Linked DNA regions of Mus musculus: regions 2 and 3 are each linked to region 1. A link is a loop called in an ENCODE intact Hi-C map of the cell type or tissue named here. Cell type or tissue: left cerebral cortex. All regions are shown on one strand. Each heading gives the region's core, and the rest is flanking DNA. Links, peaks and the distances in the headings are about the cores only.

Region 1 (4,179 bases), core at 1,030-3,529:
TGCATTCTTTTATAAATGGAAATTTATTTTTAAAATTTGGCATGAATCAAAAGTACCATTTGAAATTAATAGGGGGAATATTTTATTAAGCCATGTATTGCTTGCGAATCACTAGGGACTGAGGGAAAGGTGCAATTCTTCTCGTCCTTGAAACAATTCCAGATGAATTAAAGATTTGAGCACCAAAGTTGAAATCATTAAATCATAAAGTATACAGTTTTAAAACAAATCTCAAAAGGATGAGGTATATTTAAAACCCAGAATCGCTAAAGAAAGGGCGGCTGCACTGAAGTTCGTAAACAAAGTTACCTGGGTTTAAGAGACAAATGAGGGAGAGATAAAAATATGAACATCAATTTCTCTACCATGTCACTTAACATTTTAAAATGCCAGGAGGAGGTTGTGTTGGGTTGGGGACAATAGTAGCTGATTGAATTTTTTTTCTTATGTATCTTCCAGGATACTATAAAACCAGTAACGTAACAATAAAACTCCCCGTGATTCAGGCTTCCACACACATAGCATTATCATCTGAAGTCGGAGCCCCAGGAGAGGGTGGATGCAGGAGACCAAAAAAAAAAAAAAAAAAAAAACCACCTAAAATATATCCTAGCATTATTGGGATGTGCAGAAGGTAGACTATGAGGCTGAGTTGGTGGGAACAGGTCACTGGAGGTGTGTCATTGGGTGTTACACCTTACCCTGGCCACTTCTTCTATTCTGTTTCTTTGTTTCCTGTCCACCATAAGGTAAGCAGCCACCTCTTTCACGTTTCTGCCACCAAAGGGTCCCACATCACTACATCTCCCCAATGGCTGGATTCAAAGACCATGGTTTTGAAATGCCTGAGTTCCGGGGTAAATAAACCTCCCTTCCCCCTTTAAGCCGTTTCTGTCAAGCATTTGGTTACAATGAGAAAGACTAACCACAAACGGCTGGGTGTCTCCTTTTGTTTGCTTTTTTTTGCCAAATCTTAATGAAAACTGTAAGTGCTCGGGTCCAACAGATGGAAAGAATCCACAGGAGAAACACAGAGAACCTCAGGCAAGGAACAACATGCCTGAGCAGAAACAGAAAACTCTTGAATCACACACAGAGAAAGATGCACTGCATACAGAGGACAAAGGTTTAGAAAGAGGAGGCTGGACTTCTCGTCGGAAGTACTGCAGGTCATCCTATGAGCTGAACTGAGAAGCACACTAATTCTGCAGGATTCCTACCCACACCATGCAACCTGGAGTTGACAGGAAGGCATTTGGGACAAACCTAAAGTGAAAAATGTACAAAGTCTCAGGCAGAATCCTTCCACCAGGCCCAGAGGGAAAGGAAACAAACCTGCGTTTTCTCCTGCCTGGGTAGGAGGACAACCAAGGGACATGAAAGCCAATGCCACTGGGAGATCTGGGAGTGGACTTGGAGCCAGAAAAGCAGTGTAATTTAAAAGATTTGAACGATTGGATATTATTAACACAATATAGTAACCTATAGATTTCCTGGGTTTGATCATTATATGATGGTTAAGTCCACTTTGGTAAATTCAAGGATGCTTAGAATAGAAAGCTAAAAACTAGAACTCTTGAAAACTATACTAAGATAGATGCCTTTAAAGTTCTGGGAGTGAAGGAGGGCAGTGATAACAGTTTTCAGAAAGAAGAAAAAGACCCTTCAGAAATGAAGACAGAGGGCCCGGAGAGACAAATCAGCAGGTAAGAGCACTGGCTGCTTTTCCAGAGGAACCAGGTTTGGCTCCCGCACCAACCTGTCAGCTGCCCTAACTCCAGTTCCAGGATAAACGTCCTCTCCTGAACCATGTAAGCACTGTACACACATTGTGCACAGATATGCAGGGAACACATCCATACACATAAAACAGAAAACATGTGACCACATGAATTTTAGAAGACAAAAGATGAAACATATTATGATTATTAAATATATATTTTTAAGATAGTTATTTGGGCAGAAAGATGATTCTAAAAGCATGAGAAAGGTAAATATGTGGGCAAAGGGGGAAATATTTCAAAGATACCTTTAAAATATAAATTATTGTAACAGAAACAATAACCATGTGGCATGCAAATTATCAATTTATTGCTCACCAGCTCTAAGTCCTTCCATAATCATTGCTCTGTCAACCTAAGTCTACATTTTTAATGTGTCTGCATCCCACAGTGGGCACAATGCCGGCTTTTGTCAGTAGAGGGCGCCAGAGAGACATTGTGGAATGAAATGGCTTCACTTTCCTGGTTCAGACCAACAAAGTGAGACAGAGCAGTAGGTGACAATTAGAGACAAACAGACAGACACACACACACATAGATTATTAATAGAGATACAGAATATAGTCAGAATGATGGATAGGTGACTAGATAGATACAGACAAATGATAGAAATATACACCCTGAAAAATAATAATTGAAAGATAATTTTCTTAACTATATACCTTGAGTGCCTGAGTAGACGCTCACATACATGATTCTTAAAGCCAGAATCTTTCTTACATAAAAAACATTAAATTGAATCTTACAAAAGCAAAAATTAAGAAAAAAATACAGATTATATCCTCTATCATTTCACACTGAACTGGGATTATTTATCAGATGATGAGATTAATTAAAGACAAGAAACTAGAACTGGAGAAAAAAGGAATAAAACTATCTGCATTATCATGCTGTGGCCATCTGCCTGTGTTGCTAAATAGGCAAAAAGGTACCAAAGTCTCTATTAAACACACACACACACACACACACACACACACACACACACACGAAAACAAGTGATCACACAAACTCAGTAAATGAGTGCAGCAAGTTGTCGGGGTATAATTAGCATAAAATGACACTTTTCATATGCATAAATAACTGCTAAACAAAACATGCAATGGCAGAGTAAAGGCAACAATAGCCCAAAAGATACAACAGCATGGGTATAAATGTGAAACTGCTCCAAACCTACACTGAGTAAAACAAACTACTCCTTAAATATGCAAAGTTAGATGTGAACAAATGGAAAGTTACCCCTTCCTGAGTGAGACTGCTCAAATCATCTGTATACTATCCCTTCCTGAGTGAGACTGTTCAAAATCACCTACATACTGTTTTCTCTAATGTAATATATTAACTAATTGGGTCCCAGTAAATATACCAACAATTTTTCTCATAGATCTGACAATATGACATCAAAATCTATTTAGAAAATGCCCAAGGATAATACAGAAAAGCTACAGGCTCAGGAAAAAGAGAGGATATTGTGACAGACAGGAAGTAGAGAACACAGACTCTGTAGGTAAAATGCTGGTACCAACACATGAACACACAGGCAGGCTGATGGTGTAGGTAGGATAAGATCTTTAGAAATGGAATAAGGGACCAAAACAAAGTGTAGGTGGAAAAGGCAAGCAAACAAACAAAGGAAACCTGCTGCTTTGCAAGATAATTTTAAAATTTTTGATAATATCTAGCCAACTGATTTACTGTGATTAAAATAATACATAATTAAAGATGATTGATAATTAAAGGGTAGAAATAGAAAGTCTTAAAATGACCCAAGCACAAATGATGATATTATTTGTTAATGAGGGACAACTGGATAACCATTTGAATCAGAGACAGAGATGGGGAGAACAGACTTTGAGCCATTCAACATGCGAGACATCATATTCAAGAATAGAAAGGGTGACTTGGAAATAGATGACAGTGTTTCTGATCCATGCATGAAATGAGGCTGTATGCCTCAGTGAGATAGGATGATATGTGTGTGTGTGTGTGTGTGTGTGTGTGTGTGTGTGTGTGTGTGTGTGTGTGACTGCCCTCAAGAGTATCCTAGTATGAACTGTGAGTTCAAAAACGATGAATGGGGATCCCAGGCATGTCTACATGGTGCCACATGTCAGGATGCTCTTGGAGCTTAGCTCTGTGACTGTGCACCTGGAGTCAGTGAAGACCACTGCAAACTCAAGTTTGATGAATGTGCCAGCCAGCCACCTCTCTATGGAGGTCTACGTGTGGGTGGAGAAAAAAAGGTACCACTGTGACTGCATCAGTAGTGGATTCACAGAGACACACTGTGAGACACTGATGCCTCATTGTTGGTCAAAGCCTTGTCACAATAATACATGTGAAGACACTTTTGACAGCTGTATTTGTCACTACTGGCCTAGACACATAGGTGTCCTGTGTG
Region 2 (4,179 bases), core at 531-3,030, 220 kb after region 1:
TATCCACATATTCTAGCAGAGGATTTCATTCTTTTTGTGACCAAATAGTATTCTACACTGCTTGAGTGCCACAATTTCTGTATCCACTCATTGGCTGATGGATCTGTCCATTGCTTGGTTTTTTTGAAGTGTTTGATTCAGGTGTCTCCTTGACAGACTTCACTTGCTTCACATACCTTCTGAGCAGATGGTCATTCTAGTTCTTCATTCTTCAGGAATTTCCATGATGGCTGTACTTAGTTATAGCCCACAACAATGAGCCAGGCTTTGTTCCCTGTAACATTCTCACTGCAGTGAGGCCATGTCTACCTGTGGCTCTAGTTTGCATTATCCAATTGACTAGTGGCTCCCTGAGCATTTTTTTCTTGTACCTTTTAAGAAATGCTTATTTTGGTTTATTGCCCATTTTGTAAGCATATCCTTTTACAATTGAGTTTCTGAATTCTGTATTTCCTGCTTTATTAACCACATTCAGATGTGTAGTTTGTAGGATTTCCTTTACTCTTTTTTAAAAAAGATTTATTTTATTTCATGTATATGAGTACACTTAGCTGTACAATTGTTTGTGAGCTTTCATGTGGTTGTTAGGAATTGAATTTTTTTTAGGACTCCTGCTTGCTCTGGTCAACTCCCCTTGCTTTGCTTGCTCCCTCCCAAAGGTTTATTATTATAAATAAGTACACTGTGGCTGTCTTCAGACATGCCAGAAGCAGGCGTCAGATCTCATTACCAGTGTTTGTGGGCCACCATGTGGCTGCTTGAATTTGAACTCAGGACCTTAGGATGAGCAGTCAGTGCGCTACCTGCTGAGCCATCTCACCAGCCCCTCCTTTATTCTTTTTAACAAGATATCTCTTTTACGTTTTTAGGTGTATGTCTGTGCACCACGTGTTTGCAGCACCCACTGAGGCCAGAAGGGGGCATCAGATCCTCTGGTCAGGAATTATGGATGGTTGTGAGTTGCTATATGGGTGCTGGGAACTGAACACAGATCCCTCGGAAGAGCAGTCTGTGCTTGTAACCACTGAGCCAACTCTCCAGCCCGCCTTTTTTCCCCTCTCTATTCAGGGTGGTGTGCGGAAGCATTTTTGTTTTCATAAAAATTTCATGCATCTCTTTTTGCTCTTGTCTATCCTTTTGGCGTCTTGGTGAAAGTCCCTTGCCAATGACAACACTCTGTTATCTAATTCAGTGTTAGGTGTGTATCTCATAATGCTGACACGGAAAAAAAAAAACTGATCTAAGTTAAGATATAAAAGAATACATTTTCAGGTCTTCGGAGATGGCTCAGTGGGAAGCGTGCTTCCATATGCATGGAAGACTAGTTTATTTATTTTTTTAATTTATATGAGTACATTGCAGCTGTCTTCAGACACACTAGAAGAATACATTGGATCCTATTATAGATGGTTGTGAGCCACCATGTGGTTGCTGGGAATTGAACTCAGGACCTCTGGAAGAGCAGTCAGTGCTCTTAACCTCTGAGCCATCTATACAGCCTCTAAGACTAGTTTAAATCTCCAGCACAAACATCAAAAAACAATCAAACTAAACAGGCAAATGTATCGTGACCAGCTCTGTGCAGTAGGAAAGGCACTACGAACTGGAGAACATGGCTCTTTCAACCCAGGGTTAGGTGGTTTATAAATTAGGTAAGGAAATGTTTTAAGGCTCCAGGTAGTCAGTTACTCATGCATGTGGGACAGCTACTGCACACAAACCAGACAGCGATTACCCGGGCGCTTGCGCTCCCTAGCGTCCAGGAAGGAGCTCCGAAACATTGCCTAAACCATAAACAGGAAGCGTAACCTAGGCCACACAGGGCCCGCCCCCCAGCTCAGTCCTCCGAGTTCCAGCCAAAGTCCTGAGAGAGTGCCAATCAGATAGACGCTTCCGCACAGAGGCGGAACTTCCTTCCTTAGCGCGCACGCGTGCCCGGAGCTCCGCCCCGGAACTGCAGTACTGAAGCTGCTGCAGTTCCGGGTCGGGTTGGCGCAAACGGCCCGGCGTGTGAGGTGACTGCGGCGGTGAGTGCTCTTTGTGGGTTCGGAGCGGAGCAGGCCCTGGCCGGCTGCGGAGGGGCTCCCCGGTGTCTTCGAAGCATCGTGGCTCACCGGTGTCCCCACAACCTTGGTTGCCGGTGGCTCATGCTTTGCTGTGGGCATCAAGGCCCGGCAACCTCCCTTGAAGCCCTCGTGGGACTCTGGCAGAAGGCACAGGTCACTCCCCCGCGCCCTATTTCTAGTGACGTTCCCTTCACCTTGTCAAGGTGGGGCCGAGGTGCGGCGGGGGTCGGGGGGTCGCCGTGCGTCCCATGCCATCCTCACAGACGCCATGTTAAGCGGTTTTTGACGTGCGTCACTATTTCGTATTCAGATGAGGACCCAGTGCGATAAATATCTCATTATCCTCAATTTGTAGATAAGGAGACTGAGGCACAGAGATGTGCAGCAAACACCGAGCAGGATCCAGATTTGAATCGAGTTTTGCCTTACTCTCTCCACAATGTCCCTTTTCATTTAGAGAGGACCCATGTAGCGCCACTTCCACACAGATGAGTCGTGCATACTCAGACTTTAAAGACAGGGTCTTGTGTAGCCAAGGCTGGCTTTGAGCTCCTGATCTTCCATCTCCATTCCTGAGGGCAGGATACCGGCTATGTACGGTTTTACGCAGTGCTAGGGGGGGTGGAACCTAGGACTTGACGTGTTTCAACCTATCTGGCCAAGGCCAAGATGATGGAAATGGCACTTGTCTTGTTCTACCAGGGAAAAAAGCACGCCGTATCTCAGATTCTTACTCCGTGTTCAAAATGGCTTATCAAGCCTCTTTTGATACTTATTTTGTGTACAGTGTAAAATTAGTTATTATTAGATATTATCACACCCTTCTCATTTAGAAAGATTGTAACACTAAATTCTGAGAGGAGGTGGGTGGGTGGGGGTTGCATACAAAGTAAGTGTTGGAGCTAGGATCCTAACCAGAGATAGCTCATGTGTCCTTTACTGCCTGTGTCCCCTCTGCTCCAAGCCAAACTACCTATTCTGTGGGTGTGTTTCATTTTCTGGATTTGAGCATCTCCTCTATGTAAGTTAAGCCATCTCTGTGTCCTTGGCTGTTTGCAGGGTCTAGTACGTTTTAGGAAAGCGTGTGTTGCCCTAGAGCCTGTACCCCACAGTCACTAACCCAGAAGAACATTTCTTTTCAGCAACCATGAAGGTGAAGGAGACAAACTCAAAGCCAAAGTTGGCAAGCCGTGGCACGTTCCAGAGGAAGGGCATCAAGATTGTGGGGAAATGGAAGCAAGTGACGATCGACCCGAATCTGTTTGCAGATGGACAGATGGATGACCTGGTGTGCTTTGAAGAGCTGACAGATTACCGTTTAGTCAAGAATCCCTCCCGTTTGTTCTCAAGTGAGGAGACAAAGAAGAGAAAGGCCCAGGCTGTTTCAGAAGAGGAAGAAGAGGAGGAAGGACAGTCCAGCTCCCCAAAGAAAAAGATCAAGTTGAAGAAGCAGAGAGATGCGGCACGAGCTGCCGAAGGCGCTGCTGCCCAGAATGAGTATGAAGTCAAAGCGTCCGAGCCAGAGGCTCAGGGAGAAGTCACTGCTTGTTCTGATCAAAAGGTCGGAGGAGCCAAATCAGAAAGCCTGGCCCAGGCTGCTCCAAGAAAGAAGAAAAACAAAGGGAAAAAAAAATTGGATACTTTTCAGAGCACTTCCCCCAAATTGCCCAAAAAATCGAAGAAGACATGGATGGCTGAGGTGCACGACCAGAAGGCAGATGTGTCTGCCTGGAGGGACCTGTTTGTGCCCAAGGCTGTTCTGCGCGCTCTCAGCTTCTTAGGCTTCTCTGCACCTACCCCAATCCAGGCTCTGACTTTGGCCCCTGCCATCCGTGACAAACTGGACATCCTTGGAGCTGCTGAGACAGGTAAGGGCTGTTCTGTCTGTCCCAGGTATGAGAGTTTCTGGATTCAGTCCTTGGTTGTCCATAGGCTGAGAAACTGGGAGAGGGGATTGTTGGGAATGTGACCACAAAAGCCATGTGTTGCAAACATCCAGCTCTGGGCTGAAATCTGCCCCACTTGACTCTGGTACCCTCTTTCTATCTCTGAGGTCTATGTGAGGTCACTACTTCATGTCTGCATTGCTGGACTGTGTCAGGTTCAAAAGTTA
Region 3 (4,179 bases), core at 531-3,030, 210 kb after region 1:
TCTGGACCTACCCACTGAAGATTTCCTGAAGACCCCAACTGACATCCCCACCCCCACTACTACCAACAGCTGGATCTTGGATTCGTTTCTGGAAAACCCAGTTCATTTCAGAGTGGAAAACTCTACTGTGGTCAAAGAAGACATACCCAATGATGTAAATAAACTAGAGGATGAGATAGGTTTCAATTTCCTCTCCTCCCTCCAGGCCCGTCAAGTCCACTGTGCAGGAAGACACACCCAGTGACTGAAGACAGCTGCTGAAATAAGTTTCGATTTCCCCAGCTCTCTCCAGGCCCGACAAATCCACTCTAGTTGAAGATACACCCCGTGACTGAAGACAGCCAATAAGATAGGTTTCTATTTCCCCAGCTCTCTCCAGGCCCGACAAATCCACTCAGATTGAAGAAACACTCAGTGATGGAAGGCAGCCAATGAGAAAAATTTCCATTCCCACTGCTGTTTTGGCTGGGAAGAAAAATTCACTATTCTTTTACTGAGGGTTCTGAGTGTTAATCGGTTTACAAAGTATTGTAAAATATAACACGTTTGCCAGTGGGTTTTTTTCCTTCCAGTGACAGTGCTGTGGGAGAAACTTGAAGTAATAAAATTGAGGTTGTAAACATTTATTAATAATGTCACTTAGAAAATATTAAGTTGCACGAAGTCGAATTTAATATTAAATTACACAAACTGGAATGTCTCCAATATGAAAGGAATGAAAGTGAAATATCACTGGGTTTCTTATACACTGTAGAAAATAAAATTTTGTACCATGATTGAAGTTTAGGGTGGCTGAGAAGGTTTTTGCTGTTGTTCACCAAGAATGAACCCAAATCTGGCTCCGTTCCTGTAACAACGGGCAACAACCTTGACTCATAATCAGACCTTTGTTCCCTCCCCATATCAAAGAACAGGCTCTAAAGGGCAACTCAAGAGAGCACCTCAAGGTCACAGCCACCTTTAAGTCCTAGTCTGCCATCAAACCCCCTAACCTCTTATTAAGAAAGGCTGAATTCTGCATGCAGGCAAGATAGACCTGGGTTGCAAACATTCAAAAGGAACAACACTGGTGAAATTAAAAATAATTCCGGCAATACCTTTGCTGTATAAATCTCCCATCTGTCCAAGCTGCCTGACTTTCAGTCTCCTGTCTCTGGTTAAATATTCAAAGTGTACCCTGGGGCTGGGACTGAAAGAGACCGAAGGGTGACAGTTCCTGCCGAATGCTAAGCCTATGGTGTAAATAAGTTAGTAAAATCTTGTGTCCAGTTATCTTTGTACATTAGCCAGAGCCTATTATTGTCACTGTTACCACAACTACTAGTTGTAGGCCTAGTAGGAAGCCTTTTCCTTAAAAAAAATGTATATTTATTTTTACTCTTTTATGTGCATGAGTATCGTGTCTGGGTGTATATATCTGTGCACCACACTGTGCTTGGTGTTGGAAGAGGCGGTGAGAGCCATGGGCATCCTGTGCAACAAGAAGTGCTTTTGACTACTGAGCCAACTCTCCATCCCACCTTCTCTTTTCTAATCCTCAAGTGTGTGGATGTTTTTCTCACTGGGAAGGCATATAATTGCTATAACTACAGAATATTCAAAAAGTACAATAAAGGCAAAGAGCTTTGTCCGTCTCACTTCCACCCAATCAGAGGCAAGCATACATTCAATCAGGGGCAAGCGTACATCCACTCATGGGAAGCACACATCCAGACTTCTTTTCTGTCTATGTACTTCCTGCCTAACTTCAATCAAGCACGGCCTGTGCAGTTAGGGCAACCAGTATTGTTTACTGAAGTGAAAACACCAGTGGCTTGTTGTCTTCCATACATATCAACCCCAGACCTTCCAGGAAGTTGTCTGACCTTGGGCAAGTGGGGCTTATAAGATGACAGGATTATTTGATATCACATATAATATATAGTATATATCTCTAAAGCACAGTTCTTTAAACTTAAAACAGAACTTTAGCCCTTAGGAGGGTTATGTCAACAATAAATGTTGTAAAATTTGATAGAATAAGTGAATTTTAGCTAAGGCTAGCCTTACACTAAGCGTGCCTCTAAGGATGACCTTGAATCTTCTGCTTGGGAGAGTGCTGGATTATATGCATATATCACCATGCCTGGTTTCTTCCATAATGAGGACAAAATCCAAGGCTCTGTGTACACTAGGCAAGCATTCTACCATTGAGATGCATCCCCAACCTAGAAGAGTTTTTCTGTAGTATTATTTTGCTAATCATTAGATTATTTGGATTTGTGTCTTTCTCTCTCTCTCTCTCTCTCTCTCTCTCTCTCTCTCTCTCTCTCTCTCTCTTTCTCTCTTTATTTTTGGTTTGGTTTTGTCTTTTGTTTCTCTTCTGTACTGGGACTCACTGTGTAGACCAGACTGGTCTCTGAATCATAGAGATCCACCTGCCTCTGCCTCCTGAATGCTGAGATTAAAAGTGTGCATCACCATGCCTGGCCTGATGTATTTGATTGGACAGTTAGAAGGAGCAGTGGGCATGGTCATGTATCCCAGATATTCCAGTGCTTGTCAATGTGTAGCCTGAAGTTGTAGAGGTCAAGGGCAACCTGGCTTTAATCGCAGGGCCATATATCAGACAGCCAAAGGTTAGTGATGTGTCTTAGTGGTAGATTGCTTACCTTGCATGGACAGAGTTTGTATTAGTCAGGGTTCTCTAGAATCACAGAACTTATGGGTAGTCTCTATATAGTAAGGGAATTTGTTGGTGACTTACAGTCTGGAGTCCAACTCCCAACAGTGGTCAGCAGGGTCTGTGAATGGAAGTCCAAGGATCTAGCAGTTGCTCAGTCCCACAAGGCAAGCAGGTGAAGGAGAGAGAGAGAGAGAGTAAATCTTCCTTCTTCCACTGTCCTTATGTAGGTCTCCAGCAGAAGGTATGGTCCAGATTAAAAGTGTGTGCCACCATGCCTGGATCACGCTTTGTCCCAGATGACCTTGAACTCAGAGATGTCCATGTCTTAATCTTCTGGAATTCATAGCCACTATGCCTCAAGATCTCCATGCCAAGATCCAGGTCAGAAACTTGTATCTCCCAGCCTCCAGATTAGGATCACAGGTGAGCCTTCCAATTCTGGATTGTAGTTCACTCCAGATAGAGTCAAGTTGACAGCCAGGAATAGCCACTACAGGGTTCATCCTCAGCACTGGGAAGAAAGAGAGGAATTTTGTAAGGAGAGCACCAGAGTTTCATACGCCTCTCACTACAAAAGCCAATGAGTAGGGACAGGATTTCAATCTGTAAGCCACCTTTTATCCAAAGATCTGAAGATATGAGAGACTAGCAGGTTAACATAAAAAAAAAACACCTCATTTATTCATTTTATATGTAGAGGTATTTTGCGTATATGTATGTCTGTGTACCACCAGTATGTCTGGTACCCATGAAGACCAGAGCTTGCCATTGGATCCCCCAGAGCTGGAACTACAGTTGGTTGTAAGCTGCCTTGTGGGTGCTGGCAAGTGAACCCAGGTCGTCTAGAAGAACAGCCAATACTCTGAACTGCTGGGCCATCTCTCTAGCCTATACCACGTTGACATTAAAAAAAAGGATCAAATATTCAATCACCAAAACCTGGGGTTGTGTGGGGGTGGAGTTAGGCCATTGGTTAAAGAGCTAGTAATACAAGTGTGAGCACTGTTGTTGGGAACCCAGCACTCAGATAAAAGCCAGGCATGTCTGGCAACCTCTTACAGTTCCAGCACTTGAAGGCATATGTTAGGAGTTAGAGTAATCTGGGTAGCCAAATCTGTAAGCTTTGTGTTGGGTGAAAATCTAAAGACAGAAGATACTTACCCTGGGCAACTTTGGCTTCTCACATGCACACATGTGTGAGCTTTTATGCCTGCATAAGTACACTCTCAGACACACACACACAGACACACACACACCCTAATATCTAATATCTTATCTCCAGTCAGCAACATCCAGTACAGCTGGAAAGGATGGGGAGGTGGGAGAGAGCAGGGCTGGGGATGGGCGGGTAAGGCTGGCACAAAGGCAGTCAGTTTGGAGTTCAGTCAAGGCCCTAGGATCAGATGGCCAGTCACAGTCTGAGACTCGTGATGGCCAACGTTTGTGTCTCTCTCATCCCTGGTGCTCTTGCTGGACTCCATGGATGTTTGGGCTCGGACTTTGAAATGCTAAAA

What was found. Peaks named below come from ENCODE experiments on the same cell type or tissue, not always from the same donor. Only the 100,000 strongest peaks of a DNase experiment are listed, where the experiment ranks them.
Region 2: it touches region 1 in a loop (12-fold over the local background); 9 of 42 quality-filtered maps call a loop at or near these places.
Region 3: it touches region 1 in a loop (4-fold over the local background); 9 of 42 quality-filtered maps call a loop at or near these places.

The regions. Positions count from the first base shown.
Region 1 is chr12:103,641,567-103,645,745 of GRCm38, reverse strand. It overlaps the pseudogene Gm18501. Among named protein-coding and RNA genes, the nearest start is that of Serpina10, 12 kb to the right of the region's middle. In left cerebral cortex, for the core only: a CTCF peak has its summit at 2,182 (motif pointing right); a DNase peak (open chromatin) is centred at 2,197.
Region 2 is chr12:103,423,627-103,427,805 of GRCm38, reverse strand. Ddx24 (DEAD box helicase 24) reads left to right here and starts at 1,959. Exons shown (of 9, transcript NM_020494.4): 1 at 1,959-2,027; 2 at 3,209-3,934. The coding sequence starts at 3,214. In left cerebral cortex, for the core only: CTCF peaks have their summits at 908 (motif pointing right) and 1,772; a DNase peak (open chromatin) is centred at 1,845; H3K4me3 peaks cover 1,546 bases; H3K27ac peaks cover 854 bases.
Region 3 is chr12:103,430,318-103,434,496 of GRCm38, reverse strand. It overlaps Ifi27 (interferon, alpha-inducible protein 27), which reads right to left and starts at 308. Exons shown (of 6, transcript NM_194067.2): 1 at 147-308. It also overlaps a transcript of Ifi27l2a not described here. In left cerebral cortex, for the core only: no CTCF peak of the experiment used is centred there; a DNase peak (open chromatin) is centred at 1,508; H3K4me3 peaks cover 87 bases; H3K27ac peaks cover 371 bases.